Linked DNA regions of Homo sapiens: region 2 is linked to region 1. Evidence: chromatin loops called from intact Hi-C (ENCODE). Cell type or tissue: heart right ventricle. All regions are shown on one strand. Links, peaks and the distances in the headings refer to the core of each region. The heading gives the core; the rest is flanking DNA.

What was found. A loop is a pair of places that touch in the nucleus more often than their neighbours do. Peaks named below come from ENCODE experiments on the same cell type or tissue, not always from the same donor. Only the 100,000 strongest peaks of a DNase experiment are listed, where the experiment ranks them.
Region 2: it touches region 1 in a loop (2.8-fold over the local background); 67 of 110 quality-filtered maps call a loop at or near these places.

What each region holds. Positions count from the first base shown.
Region 1 is chr1:154,194,273-154,202,600 of GRCh38, forward strand. CFAP141 (cilia and flagella associated protein 141) reads right to left here. Exons shown (of 4, transcript NM_001010979.3): 3 at 6,187-6,316; 4 at 4,813-5,256. The coding sequence ends at 5,155. Among named protein-coding and RNA genes, the nearest start is that of MIR190B, 4.7 kb to the left of the region's middle. RefSeq lists a silencer at 3,137-3,366. In heart right ventricle, for the core only: a CTCF peak has its summit at 4,941 (motif pointing right); no DNase peak of the experiment used is centred there.
Region 2 is chr1:154,261,107-154,269,434 of GRCh38, forward strand. UBAP2L (ubiquitin associated protein 2 like) reads left to right here. Exons shown (of 27, transcript NM_014847.4): 23 at 1-3; 24 at 486-591; 25 at 5,395-5,462; 26 at 7,651-7,848. Among named protein-coding and RNA genes, the nearest start is that of SNORA58B, 5.5 kb to the left of the region's middle. In heart right ventricle, for the core only: no CTCF peak of the experiment used is centred there; no DNase peak of the experiment used is centred there; H3K27ac peaks cover 1,386 bases.

The sequences.
Region 1 (8,328 bases), core at 329-8,328:
CCGTCCTGCTCTTAAGTGCTGCAGATGCTTGGCTTCCCCTTTCTGCCAGCTTAACCCTTCTCACCTTCTCCCCATGTCCTCCAGGCATCCTCCTTAAAGTCACCCTTGGATGTCCAGAACAGAAGAATAACTTGTCTCCCTGGCAGGCTCCATCGTGGGCTCCAGAAGAGAAGACTTATAGTTCCCCACCTTGCCTGGCAGAATTGAAACTAAGGCTTTAGACTGAGGGTAAGAGAGGAAACTTCTGCCAGGAAGCAGCCTGCAGTCCACAGGAGTCCTCTCCTCTTCTAGGGCTTTTTACCAGAACTCCAGGCTGCGTTCTCCAAGGGTCTTCCCTCACAGGGATCCAGCCGGATTCCCACATGGGAAATTTCTCTTTTGGAGAGAATCAGGTCTGTTGAATGTCATGTGGCAGGCAGATGCTTCTCTCCACTGTGGCAGAAAAGAGCCCAAGTTATAGCTGCATTGGGGGCTGGGGGGCTTGAGTGGAAGTGTGGGGGTGGGAGGAGGACACTCTGCTTCAGCCCCTAGGCCTGTTCCATGTGTCCTTGTTCCCATTCCAGACACCCACCCCAAACCCCAGCATATACCAACTCCACAGTGTCCTTGATCTAGATCAATAGCTTGTCCCAAGCCCCAGTCAATTCCTGTTGTGTGGCTCTTGCCTTTCAGGGGAAGACTAACAAATCGGCATATACAGGCCCCAAGGTAGGCATCTGTGATGTTGTCTTATGTCTTTGTTCCTTTTTGGCTCCTAAAGGGGATGTGTATGTAATTTGTACTTTCTTGCTCTCCCTTCTTACCCTTAACCCCTCAAGTTCTAGTTCCCTTCTCTGAGAAGCTTACCCACATTCAAGAATCAGAAGCTGGAGGAAGAGAGGCTGGGAAAGAGACTAGCAGGAATGAAAGGACTTTAATGTTTGGGGCACTAGAGGAACAGAGAGGCAGACTGGGAATATGGATGCAGGGGAGAAGCAGCTGTCTTGGAAGGAGAGTTTGTATGGCATACCTAGGCAGAAACATCAGATGGCCTTTGATACAAGCCGTTTAGCTCTCCTGGAAATATCTACTATGTAGCCATTTCAAACAGGACTGAGCCCCTCTGAGCCAGAGGAGCTGGTTATAGCATTCGCCACAGAGGGAAGAGGGGCTGAATGGGTATGATGGGGTGATGTTATGAGAGCAGACAGAATAGATAGAGAGGATCAGAAGAGATGGGCTCTGTAGGGGGCCAACCTGCCAATACTGGAGCCAGCCTGGCACTGACAAGCCCTGGGGGAAGAGGCCAAGGTCAGGGATCAAGGCAGAGGGGATGGGGCATTCTGTGGGTTCAGATGAACAGAGGAAAGAAGAATAGCAAAATAGAAGGAGTTGGTGAGGGAGTCTGGTTGGAGGTAAGGGGAGCCCATGTAATGGAAAGGAATGAAGGAAAAAAACTATCATAGGAGCAAGAAAACATCATTATGGGTTACCATTTATTGGACATTTTGTGCTACTTGCTGCTAAGTGCTTTATTTAATCCCCACAGCAACCCAATGAATTAGGCATTATCTCCCTTTTTACATACAGCATAAAGAACTGTAACCCAGAAAATTAAAATAATTTGCACAAGGCCACACAGTCAGTGACAGAGCCAGCACTGAAACCCAGATCTGTCCAGTGTTAAAGCCTGTTCTCCTAACGCCAAAATATACTGCCTGTGTAAAAGAAGCAATAAGCGGCCTGGGAGACAAATATGGGGGAAGATTTAAAAAGTGAAGGTGCAGTCCGGGTGTGGTGGCTCACGCCTGTAATCCCAGCACTTTGGGAGGCCGAGGCAGGCAGATCATGTGGTCAGGAGTTTGAGACCAGCCTGGCCAACATAGTGAAACCCTGTCTCTACTAAAAATACAAAAAAATTAGCCAGGTGTGGTGGCAGGTGCCTGTAGTTCCAGCTACTTGGGAGGCTGAGGCAGAAGAATCACTTGAACCCGGGAGGCAGAGGTCGCAGTGAGTCAAGATCGCGCCACTGCACTCCAGCCTGAGTGACAAGAGAGATTCCGTCTAAAAAAAAAAAAAAAAAAAGTGAAGGAGCAGCTGGCTATTTGGCTCATGCCTATAATCCTAGCACTTTGGGAGGCCAAGGCAGAGACTGCTTAAGCCCAAGGGTTCGAGACCAGCCTGAGCAACACAGTGAGACCCCCATCTCTACAAAAAAAAAAAAAAAAAAAAAAAAAAAAGCCAGATATGGTGGCATGTGCCTGTGGTCCCAGCTACTCAGGAGGCTGAGGAGGGGGTATTGCTTGAGCCCAGGAGGTCGAAGCTGCAGTGAGCCATGATTGTACCAGTGCACTCCAGCCTGGGCAATGGAGCGAGACTGTCTCAAAAAAAAAAAAAAAAAGGCTGGGTGCGGTGGCTCATCCCTGTAGTCCCAACACTCTGGGAGACTGAGGTGAGCGGATCACAATGTCAGAAATTCAAGACCAGCCAGGCCAATATGCTGAAACCCCATCTCTACTAAAAATACAAAAATTAGCCGAGCGTGGTGGTGGGCACCTATAGTCCTAGCTACCCAGGAGGCTGAGACAGGAGAATCGCTTGAACCCGGGAGGGGGAGGTTGCAGTGAGCCGAGATTGCACCACTGCACTCCAGCCTGGGTGACAGAGCGAGACTCCGTCTCAAAAAAAAAAAAAAAAAAAAGCGAAGGTGAGATGAAGCTTCAGAAAATAGAGGGCCGGGGAGGACACAGGCAGACAGAAGGAATGAGCGACTCAGTCTCAGGTTTCTGGGTCAGATCCAGGTCACATGTTTTGTCTCCTATAAAACTTACACCATACTTGTCGTTACTTGTTCAGTGCCTGCCTCTTCAACTAGGCTGTGAATTCCACGTCATCTGGTGTGTAAGCACTCATGAGTAGTTATTGACTAAAGATAAGAGGGTTTGGGAAGCAGAGGTGATGGGAGTTGGGGGTTGAATATCGGATATGTAGCACAGACAGAGGAATGGGCATGGGTGGAGAATGATATTTGATTGGATAAGAGGGCTGGCCTAGAGGTCAGCAAGCAACCTCTGGAGGACCTGGGTCACAGAGAAATCTCCTGAGGGAGAACATGGAGGATACCTACTGTGTGCCAAGCACTGGGCTTATACATTATCTTACTTAATTCTTCAAATGAGCCTATGAGATGGGTATTGTCCTAATTTTCAAAAGAGGAAATTTTTTTTTTTTTTTTTTTTTTTGAGATGGAGTCTTGCTCTGCCACCCAGGCTGGAGCGCAATGGCACAATCTCGGCTCGCTGCAACCTCCGCCTTCTGGGTTTAAGCAATTCCCCTGCCTCAGCCTCCCAAGTAGCTGGGATTACAGGGGCCTGCCACCACACCTGGCTAATTTTTGTATTTTCAGTAGAGCCAGCGTTTCACCACATTGGGCAGGCTGGTCTTGAATACCTGACCTCAAGTGATCCACCTGCCTCGGCCTCCCAAAGTGCTGGGATTATAGGCATGAGCCACCACGCCCAGCCTAGAAGAGGAAATTGAGGCCAGTTAAGCTAAATTACTTCCATATGATGACACAAGAATTAAAGAGGTGAAGCCAGAATTTGAACCCACACCTGACTTCAAAGCCTGTGCTCTTATTTTTATACTCTACTGCCTCTTGATCAGTGGGATGTGTAGGGGCAGAGGAAGAAGCTCTGACAGCTAGAAGAAAAATGGGGGATTCAGTAGGAGACTGAAGGATGGAGACAGACTTGGTTGGAGGGAAGGGTATGAGTTTTGCAGTGGAGACAAAGGCACATAGAGTTGAGGTCAGGAAAATATCATGTGGACAGGATGAGTGACCAGTGAGGATGCCAACGGCAAGGTGAGAGCACAGGACAAAGTAATGTATAATGGCATTTACATCAGGGAGCGATGGTGTGTTCAGGGAGTGTATTCAGGGACTCATGGTGTATTCCTACAGCTGTCACTGGCTGTGAAATGGGGGTCTCTCTGGCTTGGGATGTCATTCACATGTAAAGTGGACCCTTTTTATTTTTGAGACGGAGTCTTGCTGTCACCCAGGCTAGAGTTCAATGACATGATCTCAGCTCACTGCAATCTCCGCCTCCTGGGTTCAAGCAATTCTCCTGCCTCAGCCTCCTGAGTAGCTGGGATTACAAGTGCCTGCCACCATGCCAGGCTAATTTTTTGTATTTTTAGTAGAGATGGGGTTTCACCATTTTGGCCATGGTTGGCCAGGCTGGTCTTGAACTCCTGACCTCAGGTGATCCACCTGTCTCAGCCTCCCAAAGTGCTGGGATTACAGGTGTGAGCCACCTCACCCAGCCTGTAAAGTGAACCCTTGTAAGTAAAGTTGTCTATGGCCTTCATATGATGCACATGGTCAATCAGTACTTTTCAGTATTTTTCAGAATTTTGAGTGCCTTTATTTTGACTGCTCTTTCCAGCCCCCTACAAATCCCACCACTCCTTATTTCCTTACAACTGTAACATTACCTGCCTGACCCCTGGAGACATTTAAGTTTGGAATCCTCTCTCTTGGCATAGGTGGGAATTCAGGCCCAGTGGAAAGAGACTTGTCCAAAGTTTCACAATAACTAGCTGACTCAAAACCCAAAATGCAGGCCTCCTCACTCAAGCACTACGGTGTCTGTAGATTAATAGCCACATTCAGAACAATTTGTCCAAATATAAATAAAAGATAAGTGAAAGTGATATCTGAGAGATGGCAAGTGAAATCCAGGAGGTTAAGATTACAGTAGCTGAAAAATAAGCACTTTTGAAACAAATCAAGATTTAGACATGAAAGAATGAGCCCAGTGGTCTAAGTTTGAGCCTTTAGGAAGTAAATTTATTTGTTATACCAAATCAGGATTCTCAACTCTCATTGTCCACCCCTCCCCACCCCTGCCCCCTTACATCAACATAGTAAATCCCACTATGACCACAAGGCGTCACTCTTGTTGTTACTGTTGTTTCATAGATTGTTTCCCAAATAGCGGCAAAGGATTAACGAGAGAGTGGAGAAGTGAGAGTGGAAGTGCTGTCTTAAGTCCCTGACAGATAGCAAGATCCAGGTATGTTTTGGGAAGGAGGTTCAAGGTGGTAGAGGTTCTAGAAGGCTAGGTTAGCAGGCATGTTGAGAATGGAAGAGCAGTGTTTTGGATGCCATCAGAATCTCTCTACATAAAAAGCTTTGCCCATCTGATTTAGTTCCTGCTGGTACTGCTGATGCTCCTTTTCAAACAGCTGGTGCAGGGCAGCTTGACGGACCTGGTGGAGAGGGCAGAATAGAGTGTGTTGTTTGCCTCTGTTTACCACCCTTTCTTATTCTTTCTTCCTAGTTGTTTTCCCATTATTTGTGTTCTCTTGGAGCTGGACTTAGCTGTGACATAAAGCTGGGTGGTAGCAGAGAGGCTGAACCAGCAGAGGGAAGCCTATCCAATTTTTTTCTCCACAGGCAAAGCCCTATGTTCAGCAAATATTTGCTGAGAACAGACCATGAAACAGGAACTCTACTAAGTAACTGGGATACAAAGATGGTTACATGGCACCAAGTGGGGACCCCGGGAGAGAGAGAGGTACCGAGAGGCAAGTGATACGCACTAAGAGGCAGTTTTTTTTGTTTTTTGTTTTTTTGAGACCAAGTCTTACGTTGTAGCCCAGGCTGGAGTGCAGTGGCACAATTTCAGCTCACTGCAACCTCTGCCCTCGTTTCAAGTGATTCTCGTGCCTCGGCCTCCCAAGTAGCTGGGATTATAGGCAAGTGCCACCATGCCCGGCCAATTTTTGTGTTTTTAGTAGAGAGGTGGTTTTGGCATGTTGGTCAAGCTGGTCTTGAACTCCTGGGCTCAAGCGATCTGCCCGTCTTGGCCCCCCAAAGTGCTGGGATTACAGGCCTGAGCCACCACACCCGATCTAAGAGGCAGTTTTGAGTCTCACCAAGATGAAAGGAGCAGGAACTAGAGTATACTTTGGGACTTTAACATGTGCCTGCCGCCTGTAAGGTGGATGCAAAGAATCACTTAATGAAAAAGAGTTTTGGCAATGGAGTTAGAGTTGTGTTGCTCTGGTGTAATGCTGAAAACCTAGAGGCAAACAAGATAAATGTGCAATGACACACACTAAGAGCTTGGAAAACTCAATGGGCAAAGGCACACAGCAGTAGTGAATGAGACTTCAGGTTGCCCTGCTAGAACTCACCATTAGTAGTTGCTTTTTGGCCAGTGCCAATTCCTGTACCATGGTGTCCTGCATCCTTAGGGTGGCATACGGGTTTCTTCTCTGGCCCAATGCCATTTGCCACAGACAGTGAGTATGTGAATTTCGCCACCTGCTCCAGGTACAGAGGTGGGGGTTGAATGGGTGGGTTAGAGTTAGGAGTAGAGACAAAAAACCCATAGAGTGAGGCTGTTTCTTTTTTCTTTTTCTTTTCTTTTTTTTTGAGACAGAGTTTCACTCTTGTTGCCCAGGCTGGTGTACAGTGGTGCAATCTTGGCTCACTGCAACCTCTGCCTCCCAGGTTCAAGTGATTCTCCTGCCTTAGCTTCCCAAGTAGCTGGGATTACAGGTGCCTGGCACCATGCCCAGCTAATTTTTTGTATTTTTAGTAGAGATAGGGTTTCACCATATTGGTCAGGCTGGTCTCGAACTCCTGACCTCAGGTGATCCACCTGCCTCGGCTTCCCAGAGTGCTGGGATTATAGGTGTGAGCCACCACGCCTGGCCCAAGACTGTTTCTTCACCTGGAACCTCTGCCCCACTGTTAGAAGACTGTAAAATCCTTAAAAGGGTAATTTAGAACCTAGTATGTATTAAGTACATAATATCATTTAATCATTACAGTAACTATGTGGCATAGGTGTTATTTTATTTATTTATTTATTTATTTTGAGACAGAGTTTTGCTCTTGTTGCCCAGGCTAGAGTGCAATGGTGTGATCTCGGCTCACTGCAACCTCCACTTCCCGGGTTCAAGTGATTCTCCTGCCTCAGCCTCTTGAGTAGCTGGGATTACAGGCATGCGCCACCGCGCCTGGCCCATAGGCATTAATTTTTACATGATACAGGTAAGGAAACTAAAAGTTGTGAGATGCCCAAGGTCACTTAATGGCAGACCTGGGACTCAAATCCAGCTTTTTTTTTTTTTTTTAGACAGAGTCTCACTCTGTCACCCAGGCTGGAGTGCAGTGAGGCAATCTTGGCTCACTGCAATCTCTGCCTCCAGGGTTCAAGTGATCCTCCTGCCTCAGCCTCCTGAGTCGCTGGGACTACAGGCATGTGCCACCACACCTGGCTAATTTTTGTATTTTTAGTAGAGACGAGGTTTCACCGTGTTGGCCACGCTGGTGTCGAACTCCTGACCTCAGGTGATCCGCCTGACTCAGCATCCCAAAGTGCTGGGATTACAGGTATGAGCCACCGCGCCTGGCCCCAAATCCAATTTCTCTAAAGTTAATATCCCTTCCCTCATACTAGTGATTCTCAGCCCTGGCTAGACTGGAATCTTCATTGAAGTTTTAATTTTTTTTTTTGAGAAATAGTCTCGCTCAGTCGCCCAGGCCAGAGTGCAATGGCCCGATCTTGGCTCACTGCAACCTCTGCCTCCCAGGTTCAAGCAATTCTCATGCCTCATCCTCCTGAGTAGCTGGGATTACAGGCGCCCACCACCACGCCCAGGTAATTTTTTTTTTTTTTTTGGAGACAGAGTCTCACTGTGTCAGCCAGGCTGGAGTGCAGTGGCGCAATCTGGGTTCATTACAGCCTCTGTCTCCTGGGCTCAAGCAATTCTCCTGCCTCAGACTCCTGAGTAGCTGGGATTATTGGTGCATGCCACCACGCCCAGCTAATTTTCATATTTTTAGTAGAGACAGAGGTTTCACCATGTTGGCCAGGCTGGTCTTGAACTCCTGACCTCATGTAATCCACCTGTCTCAGTCTCCCAAAGTGCTGGGATTACAGGCGTAAGCCACCATGCCTGGCTGCTAATTTTTAAATTTTTAGTAGAGGTGGGGTTTTGCCATGTTGGCCAGGCTGGTCTCGAACTCCAGACCTCAAGTGATCAGCCTGCCTCAGCCTCCCAAAGTGCTGGGATTACAGGAGTGAGCCACCATGCCAGGCCAGTTTTAAGTTTTTTAATATATAGAAAGAATATAAATATACATCATGCATGTACATATATCTACTGTTGGCATTTTTAAAAAATCAAAAGTACATTTTCCACATGTTGAAAAAATTGAATCTACACAGAAATACATTAAGTGAGGCCGGCCGCGGTGACTCATGCCTGTAATCCCAGCACTTTGGGAGGCCCAGGCGGGCAGATCACGAGGTCAGGAGATCGAGA
Region 2 (8,328 bases), core at 212-8,211, 67 kb after region 1:
CCTGTGAGTACCTGGCTTTGGTCACTCCTTGTGGTGAAGGATCCTAGCCCTGGACACTATCCTAGCTGCTTTTAAGGGTCAATGACTTTAATAATGGATGAGGAGGAACAGTTTCCACCTCTGGCCTGTTTTTGGCCTGATGCAGGGTGGTGGGGGAATGGGGCTGGAATTGGTGGAATTAGGATAGGGATTGCCTAGTCTTAGAATTTGCCAAAGGGAGAATATGATACCATACAGCTTTGCTTCACTCAGATTCATTCATTCCCTGCTGCCATTGTCCCTTTTTCTTCCTCCAAACTACCATTTCTTGACTTCATTAGTAGATTCTAGAACAGTTAGTAAGGAGCTAATTTCACTAAGCAAACTGTAGTCAACTTGCATCAGGATAGGTAGCCATCTGAATGGCCAGTACCTGGAGCAGGACAAGTGGGACAGATGGTATTCTGCTGCCAAGTCACTGCAAATCTGGCCTTTTTGCTCTTTAGGTGGCTCCTACCTCTTCCAAGCAGCATGGTGTGAATGTCAGTGTGAATGCATCGGCCACCCCTTTCCAACAGCCGAGTGGATATGGGTCTCATGGATACAACACTGGTAAGCTGACCTTGTCTCTGGCTCGGTGTTATCTGTGGGGTGTTATTGGATAAATTTCAGGGAGGAAGACTTGGTGCTTGAGAAAATGGGATTGGTGAGGGTGTGCCGCTGCCCCAGGTATGATTGTTAATGCTTGGCTGACTTGGGTATCTGTGGGAGCAGCACCAACAGAGGAGCTTGATACTAGGACATGTGTCCACTATTTGTGACGGGAATGCCCAAGAGTATGTGTTGGTTTTTAGAATATGTTGGTTGGCCAAAAGTGTGGGTGGAAGTAGGGCAAGGAGCCCCAAGATTTTGCTGAAATGTCAGTGGAGGCAAGTGTTAATAGTATGTATGGCACTGATAGTACAAAAGGGGGGTGTATTCACTGAGTAGAAGGATTAAATGGGTTCATAGCTAGCAGCCTACGATAGGTTTGGCTTAAATCACTTTGTAGCACTACTTTTCTTATGTGTCCTTTTTTATTCCCTAGCTAGAAGACCTAAACTGTGGAGAAAAAGGAGTAGGCGTGACCATACTTAATAGAGTGGGAATTGGACTGGGAGAGTTGGGCCTTTAGGTTCCTTCATTTGTATGGCTGGTCTCTTTGCAAGTCTTTTTGCATATGTGATGGCAGGGAGGGAATTGTAGGAATCCTCTGGATGGGTACTTACCTAAAAGATACTCAGCCTCTCCCTTGCTTCCATACCTGACATCTGTGCTCTACTTTTGGAGGACAGGGAGTGAGAAGGAATCTTTGAATAATATAATTGTACCTTTTCAGCGACTTGTAGATGAATAGGGGAGGAGTAGGTTTCTCTGATTGCTTAGGGTTGGGGATGGGGGTTGTCCTTCAAAGCTGTCAGCTCAGTTACAGTTTCATGGTGATTTGGATAGAGCAGCATGTGTTTTTCACCCTTATGTGGGCTCTGGGTGGGTCAGTTGCCCACAGTTTTCAATAATTGGGAAGAGCACAGAAGGCAGTAAGGGCTAGGAACTGATAGCCAAGTGGAGCTTTGAACTGTGCTGCATGAGTTAGAGTGGGTCATGAGTTAAATTAAACAAATCCTGAGAAGCCCCATTGAGATTTAATACATAGACTCCTTGTGGCCACCCCTGTCATTGAGCAAGGTTCACCCTAAATCTTGGTGGGGAGGATTATAAGCCTTTTGACTTGGAGTGGTGGCCCCTTTCTGAGGACATTAGGTTGAAGTCTTAGTTGGACCAGGTTCACGAATTTTAAGAGGTAGGTGATGGATAATATAAGAGAATTGGCATACCTGATTCTAGAAATCCCACCTTCTTGCCTCCCTTCAGAATTCAGAAACGTATTATATCAGCCCTTGAGAACCCCCAGTTCCCAACCCCACAAAGGGCTTTTGTCATTCCATTCATTTATTTTTATGTATTTGATTCCTTTTAGGAAGAAAATATCCACCCCCTTACAAGCATTTCTGGACGGCTGAGAGCTAATTTGGCCCAAGGCTGGGGGCTGTGTTTTGTGTGTGTGTATAAATTTGCACTGAAGTCTTGTTTCAGAAACCAGACCACTGAGGAGAGCCTGCTGAGCTGAGGCCATGGCCTGCGTGGCTTGGGGAAATGAGTTGGTGGATACCTTCTGGGCTTTTGAACTTGCCCCTCCCCCATTTCCCTCTCCCCCATGTGTCTGACCCTGTCTTACCCATTTCAAGTTCAAGCGGTGCAGCACCTTCGAAGCATCAATGCACACACCTGCTGTTGCTTTTGATTTCTGGAAGGCATGTAGTTTCAACTTGTAACAAAAATATTTGTAGTCTTCAATAAACTGTGGTATTTCTTTAGCTAACTCTGGCGTTCTTTCCGTGCATGTCTTTGTGGACACTAGGAACCAATGCTGTGCTGTGGATGAAGGGTGGAGGGTGGCCTTTTTAATCAAACCCCAGCATAGCCAAAGAACTATTAATTTTTCAGTATGGTGGTTTTATGAAGGTGGGGGGAGGGGAAACAGCCTCAGTTTCCCACCTGTTGATTAGTTGGTAAAGGAAACTATTTGTAGAAATACCTGATTCTCCATGCTTATGTTGCTTCATTTTTCCATTTAGATCTTTCCTTTGCCTCTTACATAAGCAGTGGGGGAAAGGACAAAAAAGTTTGGAGTGTCATGTCATGGTGAAAGGCAAAAGAGAGAGTTTTCAGAGCTGTTAGAGAAGTATCTTTCAAGGCTTAATTCCCACATCTATCTGGTTCCTAAAGGCCAAGTGGCTAAGATCTGATAAAGTCATTAGTGATAAGCTAGTTGATGACTCAGGCTCTGTGGCGACTGTGCTATCCTGGAACATTGTTCTTAGTCCCTTGATGGCTTTTCAGAGATCGTGGATTACCAGTTTTGCATTTGTGGGTATAAGCTAAGGATGTGCAGGAGCGGTTTGGTCAGATATCTCCTTGACTATGGAAATTCTAATTCCCTCCCAGTCCAGCTAGCATACAACATTAGCCCTTTGTTTATAAAGTTAACGTGGACAGTGAGATCACCACCCTGGGTGAATTAGAAACCAAAGTATTCAGCTTTCCTTGTATTTGTTCCCAGCCCTTTGGAGTAATTTTGCTCTGTGGAGTGTGACCACCTTTCCCAGGGGCTGCCATGGTGGGAGAGATAGATTCATGTGTCTCTGCCCTGCTGCCCACGTGATTCTGGTATTGTCACTGTTTGGGGATAAGTAGGGGGTGTTGATGTTGGAAGGAAAGCAAGAGAACTCTGTAGTCTGAAGATCTTCCTAATAACTGGTGAGGGGTAGTGAAATCAGTACCCATTATTTTCTAGGTCTCTAATACTGTAATTGAGATTATTATGGCTACTACAGAGTATTATGGTTCCTGCATTCTCAGTCCCTTCAACCTCATATCAAAGATAAGGCCTCTGGACTAGAAGCTGTTTTTAGCCTAAACTCTGGAAAGAATGAGATCAGGTAGGGGCACACTGGAGCTGAATTCCTCCCTACCACTCGGCTTGAGAATCCAGTTAGTCATTTCTTCCATCCAATATAGGCAGCCTAGCCTCACTGCAGAAGGTGACCAACTATGCTATTTTTTATTTTTTTATTTTTTTTTTGCCTTTGCAGTAAAGATAAATTCTCTCTTTTGGTTTGACTTAAAAATGTTCTACTTATATCCTGTTTATTCCACCTTTACTCTCCACCCTTCCACATGAACTTACTAGCTTAAGCCTTTTCCATAACTGAACTTCCTATTCTTAAAAGTTATGCCTGTTACTCAGTGATTTGCCAGATGGGCACCTCGGGTTTGAAAAGGGAATGGAAAAAATACCCCATTAGCCCTTTAAGATACTCCTGTATCGTTCCCTTCTTTTACTTCAGTGTCTTTAGACAGTTGATGCTTCGGAGATGAGGAAGTATTTTCTCTTGCTTGGTTTTCTGTAGTTCCGTTATTTTTCCTAGTTAGTGTTTGCCCCTCCCAGGAACTATCTGGACTTAGGATGTTGGGAAGGTTTTCCAGATTAAGATACCACTTCAAAAGTGACTGTTCAAGGTGGGCTTAACTTTGGAAGGCTGCCTTTGTCTGAGGCATTGGGAGGATTTAGGTTCTAGAGTTTGAATTGTGGGTGAATGGAGGATTCCTTATTTGTGATTTGGCCACTCTAGTACACTGCTTCTAAAACTCTTTTCCATCAGTGTTCCTGATAGCAGAGGAGAAGGAAATGTGTACCTCTGATGGGAAGGATCCAAGGGCATAGACAGGCAAAGTTTTTCTGAAGCTTTGTTTTATTTTTATAAAAACTAATATATCTTTTTAAAATCATGCTTTATATTCCTAGTTAAATTACTTACTTTTCTTCACATCTTTGTTTCAAAATGGAAAGTATAAAAGATGTTAGGTTATTTATTTCATGGCTTTTCCTATCTTCTTGACCCGATGCCTTATACCCCAGGTGATGGAATATAGTATGAGTATTTATTTGTTTGAGGAGTACAAATTAGAATGACATGTTGTACTACTCTGGTTTCTTTAAAGTTGTAGTGGTTAGTAGGGAGTTTTTTTCAACAGGAAATATGAGAGTTGGGGTATGAGAGCTTTTATCTTACGGAGAAGCTGAAGTTGTATACTGAAAATGACGTGGTTTTTGTGTTCCACCTAGGCTATAGGAGATGGCCTACTCCTGTCTACCTATCCCTCCCCACCCCGCTACACTTAGGCTTAAATTGTGTACATGGAAATTGATCTTGATACTAGACCTTTACATCTTAAGTTTGAAGATTTAGCCTAGATGCTCCAAGACTAAAGAAGCTGGACTAATTGAGCTGAGGCTCTGAGAATGAGAGTGCCCTTGGGGATTAAAGTGGACTGCTCCTCTAGTACTTATGCAGTGGAGGCATGGATTTTGAGCCCAGAAATGTCACTTCAGGAAGAGAGAGGGCCAGACTGCCCCAGTCTCCAGGAATAAAACTGAGTGGCATTTGGGTGGATTGATTTGAAATGGACATTAAAATTAAAAGTTTATTATATTCCTGCTAGACTTTGGCACAGAAGTGTTTTGAAAACAGTGTATGCTAGTGAGGTTTGGTCATATCCCCTTGCCCACCAAAAAACAACTTACCTCACTCTCTCTCACGTATACTCAACACGTACCTGGGAAGGGCCAAAGAACCCTTAGGGAGCTTTTGTTTCATGAACTCTTACCTCTCAGGACTAACTTGAAGCTGGAAAACCGACCAAAATTCCCTTGCATTGGTATAGCTAGAAAGGCTACAGATATCACCTCATCTCAGGAATAAGGGCCAGGTAGCTAGCTGAGCTAATCCTCCTGTCTGTTTCCTCCTCCCCCAGGTGTTTCAGTCACCTCCAGTAACACGGGCGTGCCAGATATCTCGGGTTCTGTGTACTCCAAAACCCAGGTAGGTGCCTGGCTCTGGATAAAAGTGGAAAAGAGATAGACATAGAGGAGGTGGAGTTGCAATGGTAGAAATAACAGTGGACAAGAAGAACCCTAGGAGAGGTGGCAGGAAACCCATCCTACTTTTTCTAAATGAAAGGTCTTCTCTAGACTTCACTTCCTCTAAGAAGTTAAAATTTAGCCCTCTGAGAAAAAAAACGAGAAACGTAATAGGAAGGTAAAGCGTGGCAAATTGTTTATCGTGTCATGTAATTTACTGTGCAACTCTCCTGGCCCCTTTTCCTACCTACTCCCAACCTTTTTCATAACTTTTCAAGAGAATAAGTATGAGAGTGACAGGAAACTAGTTCATTCCATTCTTTGAGTAAATCTATAACAGTGGGAGTGGGAAAGGAGACGACCTAGTAACTAATGAAGCATTTGAGTGATCCACAGGTTTGTTATGTTGCTTTTATCCCCCATCACCATAAATACTTAAAGTTTGCTATAAAGCACTGGGGGTCTGGGGGGGCACTTCATGCACAAGACCTTCAGCACTTCAAATATCTCAGTATGTGTTTATTTCTTTTGAAATATCCAACGAGTTTTTTTTTTTTTTTTTTTTTTGAGATGGAGTCTTGCCTTGTCACCCAGGCTAGAGTGCAGTGGTGTGATCTCGGCTCACTGCAAACTCTGCCTCCTGGGTTTAAGCGGTTCTCCTGCCTCAGCCTCCTGAGTAGCTGGGATTACAGGTGCCCACCACCGCGCCTGCTAATTTTTGTATTTTTTAGTAGAGACGGGGTTTCACCATCTTGGCTAGGCTGGTCTCGAACTCCTGACATCATGATCTGCCCACCTTGGCCTCCCAAAGTGCTAGATTACAGGCGTGAGCCACTGCACCCAGCGGAGTTACTATTTTTGTAAGGAATATTGGAAGGGGTAGGGACACTATTGGTTTGCCTTTTTTTTTTTTTTTGGAGACAGTCTCAAGAAGTCACCCAGGCTGGAGTGCAGTGGTGGAATCTCAGCCTTCTGAGTAGCTGGGGCTATAGGTGTACACCACCAGGCCTGCCTAATTTTTGTATTTTTGTTTTTTGTTTGTTTTGTATTTTGTATTTTTGTTTTTTGGTAGATACAGGGTTTTGCCATGTTGCCCAGGCTCGTCTCGAACTCCTGGGCTCAAGCAATCCACCCGCCTTAGCCTCCCAAAAGTGCTGGGATTACAGATGTGAGCCATCATGCCCAGCCTGGAGTTCTAAGTTCGGATTTCATGATGTTCACATATGACATTCAGTTTTACAAAGTGCTTCCACATTCCATCCTCTTATTTGGTCTTTTTTTTTTTTTTTTTTTTTTTTTTGAGACGGAGTTTCATTCTTGTTGCCCAGGCTGGAGTGTAATGGTGCGATCTGGGCTCACCATAACCTCCGCCTCTCGGGTTCAAGCGATTCTCCTGCCTCAGCCTCCCAAGTAGCTGGGATTACAGGCATGTGCCACCATGCCCGGGTAATTTTGTGTTTTTAGTAGAGACGGGGTTTCTTCATGTTTGTCAGGCTGGTCTCAAACTCCTGACCTCAGGTGATCCGCCTGCATTGGCCTCCCAAAATGCTGGGATTACAGGCATGGGCCACTGCGCCCAGCCTTTTTTTTTCTTTTTTTTCTTGAGATGGAGTCTCCCTCTGTCTCCCAGGCTGGAGTGCAGTGGCACAGTCTTGACTCACTGCAACCTCCACCTCCCAGGTTCAAGTGATTCTCCTGCCTCAGACTCCCAAGTAGCTGGATTACAGGCGCCCGCCACCATGCCCGGCTAATTTTTGTATTTTTAGTAGAGACGGGGTTTCACCATATTGGCCAGACTGGTCTTAAACTCCTGACCTTGTGTGATCCACCCATCTTGGCCTCCCAAAGTGCTGGGATTACAGATGTGAGCCACCATGCCCAGCCTATTTGGTCTTTACAACAGGTTTGTAGCATCCCTGTTTTATATCTGAGGAAACTGAGGCTAAGAGATTGAGTAGTATGCCCAGGTTCACACAGTTCTTAAATAAGAGCAGAGCTGAGACTGAGACCTGAATATGTGACTTCAAGTGTACTGTGCCTTCTGTGACACCATGCTGCTTTCTGAGGGTCAGGGAGCTTGAGCTCAGGAAAAATCCCAAGACTAGTTTGCTGATCCCTTTTACTCTGTCTCCTCCTGGCCTCCTGGATAGCAGTCCTTTGAGAAACAAGGTTTTCATTCCGGTACTCCTGCTGCTTCCTTCAACTTGCCTTCAGCCCTAGGAAGTGGGGGCCCCATCAATCCGGCCACAGCTGCTGCCTACCCACCTGCCCCCTTTATGCACATTCTGACCCCCCATCAGCAGCCGCATTCTCAGATCCTTCACCATCACCTGCAGCAGGATGGCCAGGTAATAGCCCTTCCCCTTCTCTCCTTTCCCTTCCTCTTCCTTCCTATCCCTTAAAACTGCCTTCCCTTTCCTTTTCTTACCCTTCCTCACCACCACCTTCACCCAATCCCTCCCCAGCGCCAGTCATGGGCACACAGCACATACAGACACAAGCGCACATAACACGAGCGGCCGGCAAAGGAAATCTCAGAGAAGGGCCGGGTTGAAACCTTTTTTGCCCAATTCCTTTGGTGCCCTTCTCCTCCTGTGCCACAGTTGTCCTCATCCCATCAGACCTGGGTCACACCTTCCCTCTTTCCTCTCCCAGCCTTCCCTCTTCCCTGACATTTTAGCTTTCCCTTCTAATGGTGGAGTTCTATTGTCAAAGTTTGTCCCTTTATTTTCCATATATCCTGGTTCTGCCTCAGCTACCATATTTGCAGATGATTCTCTGTTGCCAGCGCCAGCAGGAGGAGCAGGTAATGAAATTGAATGATCATA